Regions from separate parts of the Homo sapiens genome. Here region 2 is linked to region 1. Evidence: read pairs that join two places in POLR2A ChIA-PET (ENCODE). Cell type or tissue: GM12878. All regions are shown on one strand.

The links. ChIA-PET counts read pairs that join two places held together with the same protein. Peaks named below come from ENCODE experiments on the same cell type or tissue, not always from the same donor. Only the 100,000 strongest peaks of a DNase experiment are listed, where the experiment ranks them.
Region 2: POLR2A ChIA-PET joins it to region 1 with 11 read pairs; 2 of 35 experiments call an interaction of 5 or more read pairs at or near these places.

The regions. Positions count from the first base shown.
Region 1 is chr6:123,651,401-123,659,400 of GRCh38, forward strand. LOC105377981 (a long non-coding RNA gene) reads left to right here. Exons shown (of 3, transcript XR_942943.3): 2 at 4,259-4,358. Among named protein-coding and RNA genes, the nearest start is that of TRDN, 18 kb to the left of the region's middle. In GM12878, no CTCF peak of the experiment used is centred here; a DNase peak (open chromatin) is centred at 4,261; H3K4me3 peaks cover 311 bases.
Region 2 is chr6:122,952,487-122,960,486 of GRCh38, forward strand. No RefSeq gene overlaps it. Among named protein-coding and RNA genes, the nearest start is that of CLVS2, 40 kb to the right of the region's middle. In GM12878, no CTCF peak of the experiment used is centred here; no DNase peak of the experiment used is centred here.

The DNA of each region.
Region 1 (8,000 bases):
AGGAAGGACAAATAGAAATGGCTGAGTAAGATGGCGAAGCTAAAAGATATTGGTAATTACATTAAATTAAATTACATTAAACATAAAAATAACTAAATACTCTGTTTCAAAGATAAAAACAGAATTAAAAATACAAAACTCAACTATATACTCTTTATAAAGCCCTCATCTGAAATATGATACAGAAATATGAAAAGTTAACAGATGAAGAAGTTATACTTTGTACTATTAACCAAATAAGGCAGATGTGACTATGTTAATATCAAAGACAGCTCTGAGGCAGAAAGCATGGCTAAAAATAAAAAAGGGCACTTCATAGTGGAAAAAAGTTAAAATGAACCCGGAAGCTACAATATTAAATTTGTATGCACCTAATAACATAGTTTGAAGAATATAAAGCCACAATCTAAACAACTTTATGGGAAAAATAGGTAAACCCACACATCTCTCACTAGCTGATCAAATAAAAGGACAAAATAGAATCAGAAAGATACAGCAATATAAAATATTTGAACACCATAAACACCATAATTGGATATGTACCCTACAGTCTACTCAAAGCTACAGAAGAAACATTCTTTTTAAAATGAGACATAATATTAAAAATTGATTATATGCGAAACTATATATAAAACAAATCTCAAAATATTTCAGAGTACTAAAACAATACAGAATATATTATCTGGTCACTAAACAGTTAAGTTAGCAACAGCAAAAGATAACTAGAAATCAATACAGTTTACGTATATGACCACACCAAGTCTCATGTTGAATTGTTATCCCCAGTATTGGAAGTGGGGCCTGGTGGGAGGTGATGAGATCATAGGGGTGGATTTCCCTTGAATGGCTGAGTACCATCCCCTTGGTGCTGTGTTCATGATACTGAGTGAGTTCTCATGAGATCTGGTCATTTAAAATTGTGTGGCAAACCCCACCCCCAACTTTTTCTCTCTTGCTCCTGCTTTCACCTTGTGATGTGCCTGCTTCCACTTCACCTTCTGCCATGAGTAAAAGCCTCCCGAGGTCTCCCCAGAAACCAAGCAGACACTAGTACCACATTTGTATAGCCTACAGGATCATGAGCCAATTAAACCTCTTTTCTTTATAAATTACCCAGTCTCAGGTACTTCTTATAACAATGCAAGAACAAACTAGTACACAAAACTTTAGAAAAATATAAATTATAAAAGCTAACAAAAGAAGATCTAGAAACTATAGATATCTGGAAAAAATAAATTTAAATCCATAATTTTAAATTTTCTCAAAGAAAAAACTCCAGACCCAGATACCTTCACTTGTAAATCCTACTAAATATTTAAGAAAAAATGAATGCAAGTTTTAACACAAAATCTTCTAGAGACTAGATAACAAATCATTACTCTAAAATATGTTTTAACAGTTCATAATAACCTCAATAAAAAACTAGAAATAATAATCACAAGAAAAAAATTGCAAGTCAGCCAGCCTCTTTATACGTATAGATGCAGAAGTCCTAAGCAAAAAAAAAAAAAATAGAAAACTACCCCAGAATATATAATAAGATGCTGCATCCATGTCTAATTTGGGTTTACCCCAGGCATATGTTTGGCTTAACATTAGAAAATCATTAATATAATTTATCATATTAACCAAATAAGGGAGAAAACTCATATGACCATCTCAACAAATGTACAAAAATTTTTTGATATAAGAAAATATTATTTGATGTATGTATGCATGTTTAAAAACATTAAGGACCTTTCTTAATCTGACAAATGGCCCTTACACCAATGTTATAGCAAAGAACTCATCTGATTATTAAATGTCAAAAGCTTTCCTTGTGAACCTGGGAACATAACAGACTTTTCTAACCAACATGTCGTGAAGATGATGGTCTTATTGTAATAAGGAAATAATAATATGTCGAAAGATTTGAAAGGAAGAAATCCAAATGTCACAAATACAGTTGACATGATTATGTATATAGAAAATACAAAGTAATTTCCTGATACACTATTAAATTTAAAAAATTAGTTTAACAGGTAAAAGCTGATAAAACATTTTCAGAAAACCAGCACTAATACTAATTCCACTCTCAAGCACGTACCTAATATAAATGCAAGCACATATACCACACGTGCCCGAGAGACTTATTCAAGAGTGGTCCTAGTAGTATTGCTAATAATAGCCAAACATTGAAAACAAATTCAAAATTAATCAATGGTAGAATGAATAAGTTGTGGTGTATTGATACACTGAATTACTATTCAGCAAGGAAATTAAATGAACTACAGCTATAACAACTTATGTAAATCTCACAACCTAATTTTAAATAAAATAAAGAGACATAAAAGAATACATATTGTATGTGCATCTCTCTATTTGTATCATTTTTTTAAATAGACCAGGTAAGATAATATTTGAGAACACATACTTAGATAGACAGCAATCAAATAAGTCGTGGGAACAATTACCAGAAATGTTAGGATACAAGTCAACCTTTCAGAAGGAGAAATGGATCTTTATTGGGAGGGTGCATGAGATGCTGGCAATGTTTCTTTCTTGATCTAGGTGGTGGTTACACGTGCATTTACTTGCTTTGTATTAAAACTTCAAGATGTATACCTTTATTAAAATCTATTTTCTACATGCCCTATCTATTTTACAGTTGAAATGATCAGAACAAAAAAAAAACACTTTTTTGTTTTCAAATTTGACCAGGAACATCAAGAAAGCCAGTAATTGTAATAATATAGGAAATAGGGCAAGGATTAGTATGAAAGGAGCAAGACACTTACCTCTGGTGTAAAATGTAAGGGAGAGACAAAAAACTCAGTAATCAGACAAAATAATATTTTAATGGAATATTTTAAAATATTACAATAAACAAAATTCAAAAGGATCAGTAACAAAGCACAAATATGAAGACAGGATTAATATAGACCAGGCATGTTTTAAGTGATTTACATGTATTAATTGATTTAATCTTTGTGAGAACCCTATGAGGTAGGGTTCATTATTCCCCATTTTGCTAATAAAGAACCTGTGGCACAAAGGAAAGCAGTTAGTGTCTCAAGGTCACCCAGCTGGTCCATGGCAAAGCCTCAGTGCAGACCCAAGCCATTGAATCCAGAGACCATGCTCTTACGCACGACAATCCACCTACCCATTTGCAAGAGTACCCAATGCAGTCAGGTCGTAACAGCCAGTAGTCTCCTTTAATATTTCTCTCATTCTGTCCAAATCATATACTAATATTTGCAATAGATTATTGTGTTGGGAGGTGAGAAAAAATTGAAGGAAATCTTTATGAAGCCTCTCTTGTCTTGAGTAAGTCTGATTCCCATGGTGTGAGATATGGCAAGCAGCCAAGAGCATCTCTTAGAGTTCTCCAAGTCCTGCTGCCCTAGGACCCCTGTAAGAGTTGTTCAGAAAAGGTAATATTTGAAAAATATAGGTGAACAAAAAGTACAAATGTATAGCTATTAATTTGAAAACTATACCACAGTGTATTGGTGTATTTTAAAAGCAGCATAGAAAACTATGAAAAATTTGATGGCTTTTTTAATAAGGATGAGGGCCTGGGAAGAGAGTACGTAGCCTCAGTTTAACCTACCTTCGGATATACCAAGTTATTAATCAAACAACATCATTAATCTCTTGTCTTCTGTTAAAATAAGCTCAGTTTAGGCCAGAAAAAAAAGTCAGAGAATCAGTTTGATAAAAATGCAAAAAGCAGCTTAAATTTCAAAGGTGGCTCAAAAATGAATGGCTCTTAATTTCCCCAAGGTGAAACAGTATGCTTGGAGAACACAGAAAGAAACAGGGGGGAAAATTAGGGAACTAAATAATTCCAATACATATTAATGAGAGGCGCTTTTCAGGCAGAGTTTTGTGTGTAGAAACGAAATAGAATTTGTGAGAAGGTAAATTTCAATAAACAGTTATTTATAGATATACGAAATGAGTTCAGCTGAATTTCAGTCCTTCTTAAACTATGAAAATGTCCATTTTCTTCAAACAAGTCGAACTTTTCAGAAACAGGGCTTGCTATAGGCTGCCGATATATCTCACTAGAAGGTGAAAAATCCCATTAAACAACCGCTTTTTAAAATCTTTCCTAAATAGCTACCTTGATGGTTTCACAGAACTATATAACTCTTAGTGTATTTCCTGAATCTTAAAAACTGTCTTTAAGTTTTTCCCCTTCTTAATTTCTGTCTTTTTGTCAAACTGTGGCATAAAATATCACTTTTTAAAAATGAGAATTCTGTTTCAGGAAAGCTCTGTAGACAACGATTGTAACAGAACTGAGAAAGTGAAACCAAAAAGTGGAAATACAACTCTAGTGCCCTGAGGAAGATGGTGAATGAGTTAAGGTAAGACCCAGAGTATCGATCACAGTAGGAAAACTTAGAACTAAATGTTTTAAAGTGCCATTGTGAGAAAGTTACAGTTTTCCCTTCTAAGCTTCAATTAGCAACCTGTGAAGTAAATTTCTCTGAGGCTCATTTTGAAAATTTTAGAATGAAAACTAGTAGTAGACAAAATGTCAGGCCCAAAACTTTAGAATAATCTTTGTGATACTCAGTCGAGTCTCAAAGCCTTTCAATTCATCTCCTTCTCATTATTTTTTATAACAAAAGGAGTTATTTTTGACTGTTAGTGTTTCCATGCAACCATCTTTGACTGTTAATGTCAGAGATGGATCTGTCAGAGCTGTCAATATTCTCTGTGTTTGGGATTTCAGCCTTTCATCTGAACATAAATGTAGAGCTCTTGTATTTTGCAGTTTTGTTTTTTAGTGAGCATGAATGCAAAAGAAACTGAACTTAGAATGGCAGCTACAACTCTTCTGACAAAAAAAAAAAAAAAAAAAGATAATGCAAAAAGGACCAATTTTTAAAAAAGGGAAAATGTTTGGGGCATTAGAGGTTTTGTGACTCTTGCAATATGTTTCTCTTTTCTGAATTGTTGCTCATTACTGTCAATCACCACTCTATCCTAGAACTCTAGATCCTGTCATTTGAATTTCCAAATGTAAATGAAAAAATACATGCCTTTTCAATCCAAGTGAACTTCTTCAAGTTTACTTTAATAAAGGGTTTGTTGTTGTTTGTATGTTTTCTGCATAAGGATCTGAGTAAACATAAGCAATACAGAGTTTTCGTCTAGTCAGTCAGGGTTAGAGGAATGAAAGCTCAAATGTTCCAAGAAGATCTGATTATTTGTCCCAAATGTCAGAATATTGCAGTGAGCTGTGCACCACTCTTTCAGGGAAATGAATGATGGACACTGGGGAATATAAATTGACCCTATGAAGAGTTAATAATTGTGTAGAGAGAACATTAAAATTCTCCATTCTACCTCCATAAATTTTCCTTCCTTCAACAAACAGTAATTGAGTCCTACTCAGGTACTGTGCACCTGGGGATGTAATAGTGAACAAGTTACAACCGTAGCTCTAAAAAGATTATGGACAAGTAAGGAGAACCAGACTAACACTGGGGAAACAAAGTGAGGTTTCCAATGCCACTACCCTTGTTTGCCCCTAGAAGACAGGGAGTCTATTAACATAATGATGCAGCAGAGTCCATTTTTGAAAGGCAACCAGAAATTGCAAGCTTTGTGTTTTAGCTATTTCATTTTTAAGGTTCTGAAAGACCCTGTGCATCACCCATGCATTGACTATATGGGAGATGTTTGTTTGTGAGAACACGTGAGTCCCCTCATCTCACCAAAACAAATGAACCAGTGATCAAACTAGATCACTGTCCTGTTCAAACTCTCCATGACTTCCCACTACAACCAGAATAATATCCAATCTCCTGCTATGCCTATAAGGCCTTGCACGACATGGCCCTGAATACCTCTCTGATCTCCTTTTTATCTCTACAACTAATGCTGCTATGACAAGACCCTCGTTTCTGCCTGTGCCAAGCTTGATCTCAAGTCAAGACATTAGTATGTTCCTTTGGCTTGAAATTATCTACCTGCAGATGATTGCATGGCTGTCTTCTCACCATTCAGGTCAATTCACAATTGCCAAAACAGTGACCTCTTCTTGCCCCTTTCTCCCCTTCAGCCCCTCAACTTAGTTAATCTGCCAGAGTTTCTTGTTTGACTGTTTTTAGCATTTACCTGCAGTCTCAAATTATGTATGTGTTTGTGTGTTTACTGAATGTCTTATAATCCTGTAGGCCTTCCAACGTTTTCATCTCCCTATTCCTAGAATCTAAAGTATTGCCTGGCATCATAATAGGTCCTCAAAAAAATATTTGCTGACTGATGCACTGACTTGTTTCAAAGATTTTCAGAAATATTCATGGGAGAATGGGCAATAGAGTTTCGTGGGTACAAGATGTGGGCAAAAACAGAAAATGTGCATTACTGTCAATATGAAGTTAATTTGTATGTACAGACTACAGAAACTATTCGTATAAGATATATGCATTTCAATATAAGTGCTATAAAGGAAATAAGTCAGAATTTGAGAGGGAAGAAATACCCAGGAAGTAGTGATATTTGAGCAGAGAGCTCAAGGATAATAGGATATAGCTAGTTTCTAGAAGAATGGGAGATGAATGGATAAAGGTGTTCAAAAAATCAAAACCCAAAGAGGTTTAAACTCTACCAAAAAAAAAAAAAACTAGGCCAGGTGCAGTGGCTCACACCTGTAATCCCAGCACTTTGGGAGGCCGAGGCAGGCGGATCACCTGAGGTCAGGAGTTCAAGACCAGCCTTGCCAACATGGTGAAACCTCATCTGTACTAAAAATACAAAAATTAGCTGGGCATGGTGGCAGGCGCCTGTAATCCCAGTCATTCAGGAGGCTGAGGCTGGAGAATCACTTGAACCTGGGAGGCAGAGATTGCAGTAAGCCAAGATCGCACCATTGCACTCCAGCCTGGGTAACAAGAGTGAGACTTCATCTCAAAAAAAGAAAAAAAAAGGAGAGACTTTGAAAAGTGTGAAATGAAAGTAACACTAACATATTTGTATTATAGATAAATAAATAAGTTGAGACTAAAACCAGGGAACTGAATTAGAGAGCTGCTAAAGAAATCCAGGAGAGAGAGGTGATGGTGTTCTTAAACTTGAGTAGATCCACAGGGGAAGAATGGAATTGGATAAATAAAAAGACTGAGACATGATATAGACTCAACAAGACTTGGCTAATTAGTTGGGGGCATAAATAAAGGGTGTATTTTTTTATCTAATTTTCCTTATTAGGCATTTAGATGCATGGTGTCTCCAGTCAATGACATAGATGATTTTGGAGGAGATTTCAGGTTTCAGTGGACGAGATGATGTTCTTATTGAGCTTAAGTTATTAGAGGAGCAGCTAGGTGGAAATATCCAGGAGGCTGTTGGAAATACATGCCTAGGAGGATACATTTGTGCATCATCAGGATATAGATGACAAGTCATGGGAGTGAATGAGGTCAGGCAGTAATAGAACACAAAGGGAGAAGAAAATAAAACCTCAGCTGAAACCCTGTGAAACACCAATTTGTAACACATAAAAAGAAACCAGCTATCACATTTACTTAGAGCAGCCAGAAAGATAGGAGAAAAACTAAGTGTGAAAGCAACCAGAACAAACAAAAGAGAACATTTCAGTAAGAATAACAATTCAACAGTGTCAAGTACTAGGGGAAAAAAATCAAATTAGATTAGGTTTCCAACATGCCCATGAGATTTAGTGAAGTTTCTGATTACAATCACAAGAAGCTTTTATTGCAGTGGTGGTGAAGGTGGGTTTCAGATTGCAGAAATCTAAACAGGAAATGGAAGGCGAGATATGGTCATAATGATTGGAGATACATTTTAAAGAAATGTAGCCACTGGTGGGAGAATAATGAAAGATTGGAGCAGAGAGGTGAGGAAATATTGAGGTTATGATTGAAAGTAATGGAGAATGCATAAATGAAGACGGGAAAGAGCCAATAAGGAGGGTGGTCATGAAACTACAAGAAAAACAAGAGATAATTAATGAGCAAGATTGCTGAGGAAGTAGG
Region 2 (8,000 bases), 700 kb before region 1:
GAAAATTGGATATCCACATGAAACAGAACAAAATTGAACCCTTATCTTACACCATACACAAAATCAACTCGAATTGGATTAAAAACTTAAGCTTCATTACACCGGTGTTGGGAATGCTTTCTTGATTATGACAGCAAAGGCACAGGCAGCAAAAGCACAGGCAACAAAAGCAAAAATAGACACGTGAGACTACTTTAAACTAAAAGCTTCTGCACAGCAAAGGAAAGATGGGTTAATATCCAAAATATATGAGAAACTTCCACAACTCAATATAAAAAAGCCTTTAAATGTTTAAAGGACTTTTTTTTTCAAAATAGACTTACAAGTGGTCAACAGGTATATAAAAAGATGCTCAGCACTCATCATAGGTGAAATGCGAATCAAAACCACAGTGGGATATGGCTTTACACCTGTTAGGATAGCAATTATTCAAAAACAAGAAGAACAGAAACAACAACCAGAAAATAGCAAGTGTTGGTAAGGATGTGGAGAAATTGGAATACTTGTGCACTGTTGGTGGGAATACAAAATGGGGCCGCTTCTATGGAAAACAGTACAAAAGTTCCTCAAAAAGTTAAAAATAAAACTACCACATGATCCAGCAACCCTACTTCTGGATACTTGTACAAAAAGTTGAAAACAGGATCTCAAAGGGGCATTTGTCCTCCTATGTTTATTCTGCATTATTCGCAAAGGCAAAATGGTAAAAACAACCTAAGTGTCAATGGATGAATAGTTAAAGACAATGTGGTATATACATATAAGAGAATATTATTCAGCCTTGAAAAAGAAATGTTCTATCATATGCTACAACATAAATGAACCTTGAAGACATTATGATAAGAGAAATGAGAAAGTCATAAAAGTACAAACACTATGTTTCCACTTATATGAAGTATCTAAAATCATCACACTCATAGAAGCAGAAAGTAGAGTAGTGAGTTAGTATCTTAAAAAGATATCTGCCTCTCATGTTCAATGCAGCATTATTCACAATAGCCAAAATATGGAAACAACCTAAGTGTCCATTGATGGATGACTGAATGAAGAAATTGTGGTATGTATATACAATGGAATATTCAGCCTTAAAAAAGAAGGATTTCCTGTCACTTGTGACAACATGGATGAACACAGAAGACATTACACTAAGTGAAATAAGTCAGACACAGAAAGATAAATACTGCATGATCTAATATGCAGAATCTAAAAAGTTTAACTCATAGAAACAGAGAGTAGAGATTCTGGCCAAGACAGGCAACTAGAAGTAGCTAGCGTGTGCTGCTCTCATAGAGAGAAGAGAGTGGTGAGTAAACACTTGCTCTTCAACTGGAACATCCAGAGGAACACATTGGGATTCATCAAGGAAGCAAAGCAACCCACAGAGAATGGGAGAAGAACAAGACTGGACAACTAACCAACCAGGAGTGGTGTGGAGCTAGGGGAGGCCTCCGACTGTGAGGAAACAATGAGTGAGAGTCCCTGGGGATTCACACTTCTTCCATGGATCTTTGCAATCTAGGCTCAGGAGATCCCCCATGAGTCACCCTACCTCCACTAGGGCCTCAGCTCATCCAGAAAAGAAGTCAATTGACTGTAATCAAATTACACCACTGTTAAAGAAACATCAGCCCACACAGATCAGAAAGAACCAGCACAAGAACATTGGCAGTTCAGTAAGCCAGAGTGTTTTCTTTCCTCCAAATGACCATACCATTTCCATAACAAGGGCTCTTAACCAGGATGAAATGGCTGAAATGATAGATACAAAATTCAGAATATGTATAGGAAGATCATCGACTTTTGGAAGAAAGTAGAAATCCAATACAAAGAAACTAAGGATTACAATAAAATAATACAAGAGCTGAAAGACAAAATGGCCATTATAAAAAATAACCAAACTGATCTGATAGAGCTGAAAAACACACAACAAGGATTTCATAATACAGTCACAAGTTTTAACAGCAGAATAGACTAAGCTGAGGAAAATCTCAGATTCTGAAGATTGGTTCTTTGAACTAACTCAGTCAGACAAAAATAAAGAAAAAATTTAAAAAGAATAAAAAAATTCCAAGAAATATGGAATTATGTAAAAAGACCAAATATATGATTCATTGACATCCCCAAAAAAGAGGGAGAGTAAACAAGCATCTTAGAAAACATATTTGAGGTTATGGTCCATGAAAATTTCTCTAGCCTCACTGGAGAGGCCAACATTCAAATTCAGAAAATGCAGAGAACCCCTGTGAAATACTATGTAAGATAACTATCCCCAAGACACAATCATTAGATTCTCCAAGGTCAATATGAAAGAAAAATATTAAAGGCAGCTAGAGAAAAGGGGCAGGTCACCTACAGAGGGAAATCCATCAAGCTAATAGCAGAACTTTCAGCAGAAATCTAAAATGCTGGAAGAGAGTGGGGTTCTATATTAGGCATTTTTAAAGAAAAGAAATTCCAACCAAGGATTTCATATCCAGCCAAACTAGCTTCATAAGTAAAGGAGAAATAAGATCCTTTTCAGACAAGCAGATGCTAAGGAAATTTGTTACCATCAGACCTGCCTTACAAGAAGTACTTAAGGAGGTGCTAAATATGGAAATGAAAGACCATTACCAGCTACCACAAAAACATATTTAAGTATATAGTCCATTGACACTATAAAGCAACCACACTATCAAATCCACATAATAAGCTAACAACATGATGACACGATCAAATTTGCATATATCAATATTAACCTTAAATATAAATGGGCTAAATGCCCTCAAATAAAAGGCATAGAATGGCAAGTTAGACAAAGAAGAAAGACCCAACTGTATGCTGTCTTCTAGAGACCCATCTCACATGCGATGACACCCATAGATTCAAAGTAAAGGGATGAAGAAAAATATACCAAGCAAATGGAAAAGAGAAAAAAGGAGAGGTTGCTATTCTATTTCCAGACAAAACAGACTTTAAATCAACAACCATCAAAAAAGACAAGGAAGGGCATTACATGATGGTAAAGGGTTAAATTCAGCACAAAGACTTGACCATCCTTAATATTTATGCACCCAACACAGAGGCATCCAAATTCATGAAGCAAGTTCTTAGAGACCTATGGAGAGACTTAGATAACTACACAATAATAGTAAGAGACCTCAATACCCTACTGACAGTATTAGAAACATCATCGATGCAGAAAATTAACAAAGATATTTAGGACCTGAACTGAACACTTGACTAGATGGGCCTAACATATATCTACAGAACTCTCCACCAAAGAACAACAAAATCCTATATTCTTCTCATTTGCACCTGGAACATACTCTAAAATCAACCACAAAATTGGTCATAAAAGAAACATCAGCAAATAAAAAAAAGAAAGAAAAGATACCAGACACGATTTCAGGCCACAATATAGTAAAAATAAAAATTAATGCTAAGAAAATTGCTAAGAGAGGAAAAAAAAAGTGGTGGCTAAGAGGAAGGACTAACTTGCAACTCCCTTTTGGAAGGACAGAGTAGTGTGTGGAGGCTCACATCATGAACTTTTGCTCCTGCAATTACTGCAGGAATATACCAGGAAAGCAGAGGGAATCCACAGACCCTTCGAAGGAGGTGAAATGCTGCTGCAGGCACCATAGGATAGTCAAAGAACTGTGAATTGGCTTGCTTTCTCAGCTGGGAGGCTGTAACCTGGGGCACGTTCCTCACCTCTGCTCACTGACTGCCTGGAAATAAACTCAGTGTTGTTGGGGGTGTACAATGGGAGTGAGACTGGTCTTTTGGGCTGTGGGCTGCCTGGGACATGGGTGAGGCCGGTGGCTGCCAGCTTTCCCCCACTTCACTGGTGATCTGTGTGACAGAGCAGAGGCAGCCAGAATTTCACTGGGAACATAACTCCTTTGACCTGGGAACCACCTGCCCATCCCCCACAGCAGCTGCATCAAGCCCTGCCCAAGAAAAATCTGAGCTTAGACACACCTACCTTGCCCCTGCCTGATGGTCTTTCTCTACCCACACTGGTGGCCAAAGACAATGGACATAATTTCTTTGGAGCTCTATGGCGCCACTCACCACCTGACCCTCTCTACACTACCACAGCTGATGCACACTTGGAAGCGCCACCTCCTGGATGGAGTCCAGCCAACACAAAACCAGTGTACTTAACAAAAATACAGCAAAGGACCCTCACAGAATCCACTTCACTCCCCTGCTACCTCCACCAAATCAGGGGTTGGTATCCACAGCTGAGAGACCTGAAGATGGATCACATTACACATTGTAGGACTCTTTGCAGACAACCCTCTCTACCAGCCCAGAGCCTGGTAGCACTGCTTGGTGGCTAGATCCAGAAGAGAAATAAAAATTAGTGCATTTCAGCTCTCAGGAAGCCTCATTCCTAGGGGAAAAAGGAGAGCACCATATTAAGGGAACACCCCGTGGGAGAAATGAATCTGAATAGCAGGCCTTGAGTCCCAGATCTTCGCTCTGACATGGTCTATCCAAATGAGAAGGAACCAGGAAAACAATTCTGGTAATATGACAAAACAAAGTTTTTTTAACCTCCCCCCCAAAATCACTCTAGCTCGACAACAATGGATCCAAACCAAGACAAAATCTCTGAATTGTCAGAAAAAGAATTGAGAAGGTTGATTATTAAGCCAAACAAGGAGGCACCAGAGAAAGGTGAAGTCCAACTTAAAGGAAAAAAAAAAAAAGATCAGGATATGAATGGAAAAATCTTCAGTAAAATAGATAGAATAAGCAAAAAACAATCACAACTTCTGGAAATGAAAGACACACTTAGAGAAATGCAAAGTGCACTGGAAAGTCTCAGCAATGGAATCGACAAACAAAAAAAAGAAACTCAGTGCTTGAAAACAACGCTTTTGAATTAACCCAGTCTTACAAAGAAAAAGACAAAAGAATAAAAAAATAAATAAACAAAGCCTCCAAGAAGTTTGGGATTATGTTAAATGACCAAACCTAAGAATAATTGATGTTCCCAAGGAAGAAGAGAAATCTAAAAGTTTGGAAAGTATATTTGAGGGAATAGTTGAGGGAAACTTTCCCAGCCTTGTTAGAGATCTAGACATCCAAATACAAGAATGTCAAAGAATGCCTGTAAAATTCATCACAAAAAGATAATCACCTAGGCACATAGTCATCGGGTTATCTAAAATCAAGACAAAAATAGTCTTAAGAGATGTGAGGCAAAAGCATCAGGTAACTTCTAAAGGAAAACCTATCAGATTAACAGCAGATTTCTCAGCAGAAACCCTACAAGCTACAAGGAATTGGGGTTCCATCGTTAACCTCCTTAAACAAAACAATTATCAGCCAATAATTTTGTATCCAGTGAAACTAAACTTCATAAATGAAGGAAAGATAGAGTCTTTTTCAGACAAACAAATGCTCAGAGAATTTGCCGCTACAAAGCCAGCACAATAAGAACTGCTAAAAGGAGCTCTGAATCTTGAAACAAATCCTCAAAATACACCAAAGTAGAATCCCCTTAAAGCATAAATCCCATAGGACCTATAAAACAACACCACAATGAAAAAAAAACCAAACAAGGCACTCAGACAACAAAAAGCACAATGAATAGATTAGTACCTCACATGTCAATAATAACATTGAATGTAAATGGACTAAATACTCCACTTAAAAGATACAGAATGGCAGAATGGATAAGAATTTACCAACAAAGTATCTGCTATCTTTAAGAGATTCACCTGAAGCATAAGAACTCACATAAGGTAAAGGGATAGAAAAAGATATTCCATGCAATTGGACAAAAAAAGTGAGCAGGAGTAGCTATTCTTATATCAGATGAAACAACCTTTAAAGCAACAGCAGTTAAAAAAGACAAAGAGGGACATTATATAATGACAAAAGGACTAGTCCAACAGGAAAATATCATAATCCTAAATATATATTCATCTAACACTGGAGCTCCCAAATTTACAATTAGACCAAAGAAAAGAGGTAGATAGCAACACAATAATAGTGGGGGACTTTAATACTCCACTGACAGCACTAGACGGGTCATCAAGGTAGAAACTCAACAAAGAAACAATAGACTTAAACTATACCCTAGAACAAATGGACTTAACAGATATTTACAGAGCATTCTATCCAACAACTGCAGAATATACATTCTATTTATCAGCACACGAAATATTCTGCAAAATAGACCATATGATAGGCCACAAAACAAGTCTTAACAAATTTAAGAAAATCAAAATTGTAGCAAGTACTCTCTCAGACCACAGTGGAATAAAAGTGTAAATCAACTCCAAAAGGAACTTCAAAACCGTGCAAATACATGGAAATTAAATAACCTACTCCTGAATGATCATTGGGTCAATAATTAAATGAAGATGGAAATTTAAAAAGTCTTTGAACTGAATAATAGTGACAAAAACTATCAAAACCTCTGGGATACAGCAAAGGCAGTGCTAAGAGGAAAGTTCACAGCATTAAATATCTGTATCAAAAAGTCTGAAACAGCACAAATAGACAATCTAAGGTCACATCTCACAGAACTGGAGAAGCAAGAACAATCCAAACCCAAGCCCAACAGAAGAAAACAAATAACAAAGATCAGAGCACAATTAAATGAAATTGAAACAAAAAATACAAAAGATAAATAGAACAAAAACTGTTTTTTTGAAAATATAAATAAAATTGATAGACCATTAGTGAGATTAACCAAGAAAAGAAGAGAGAAGATCCAAATAAGCTCAATTAGAAATGAAATAGGAGAAGTTACAACTGATGTCACAGAATTGCAAAATATCATTGAAGGCTACTATGAACATCTTTGGAAAAATAAACTAGAAAACCTAGAGGAGATGGATAAATTCCTGGAAATATACAACCCTCTAGATTAAACCAGGAAGAAATAGAAACTCTTAAAAGACCAAAAATAAGCAGGAAGATTGTAATGGTAATTAAAACGTTACCAACAACAAAAAGGTCCAGGAACAGATGAACTCACACCTGAATTCTATCAGACCTTCAAAGAAGAATTGTACCAATTCTATTGATACTATTTCAAAAGACAGAGAAGGAGGGAATCCTCCCTAAATCATTCTATGAAGCCCATATCACCCGAATACCAAAACCAGGAAATTACATAACAAAAAAAGAAAACAACACACCAATATCCCTGATGAACATAGATGCAAAAATCCTCAACAAAATACTAGTTATCGAAATCCAACAGCATATCAAAAGAATAATTCACTATGATCAAGTGGGTTTCTTACCAGGAATGCAGGAATAGTTTAACATATGCAAGTCAATAATTGTGATACACCACATAAACAGAGTTAAAAACAAAAATCACATGATCATCTGTATAGACACAGAAAAAGCATTTGACAAAAACAAGCATCCCTTTATGATTAAAACCTCAGCAAAATTGGCATAGATGGGACATACCTTAATGTAATAAAAGCCTTCTATGATAAGCCCACAGCCAACATTATACTGAAAAGGAAAAAGTTGAAAGCATTTTCCATGAGAACTGGAACAAGACATGGATGCCCACTCTCACCACTACTATTCCACATAGTACTGGAAGTCCTAGCCAGAGGAATCAGATGAAAAAGGATAAAGGCCATTCAAATTGGTAAAGAGGAAGTCGAACTGTTGTTGTTTGCTGATGGCATTATTGTATACATAGAAAACCCTAAGAACTCACCCCAAAAGCCCTTAGAACTGGTAAATGAATTTAGCAAGATTTCACGACACAAAATTAATGTACACAAATAAGTGGCTCTGCTATATGCAAACAGCAAGCAAGCTGAGAAACAAATAAATAACTCAACCTCATTTACAATAGCTGCAAAAAAAAAACACCACCAAAACTTAGGAATATACCTAACCAAGGAGGTGAAAGACTTTGACAAGGAAAGATACAAACCACTGCTGAAAGAAATCATAGATGACACACACACACACAATGGAAATACATCTCATGCTCATGGATGGTAGAATCAATATTG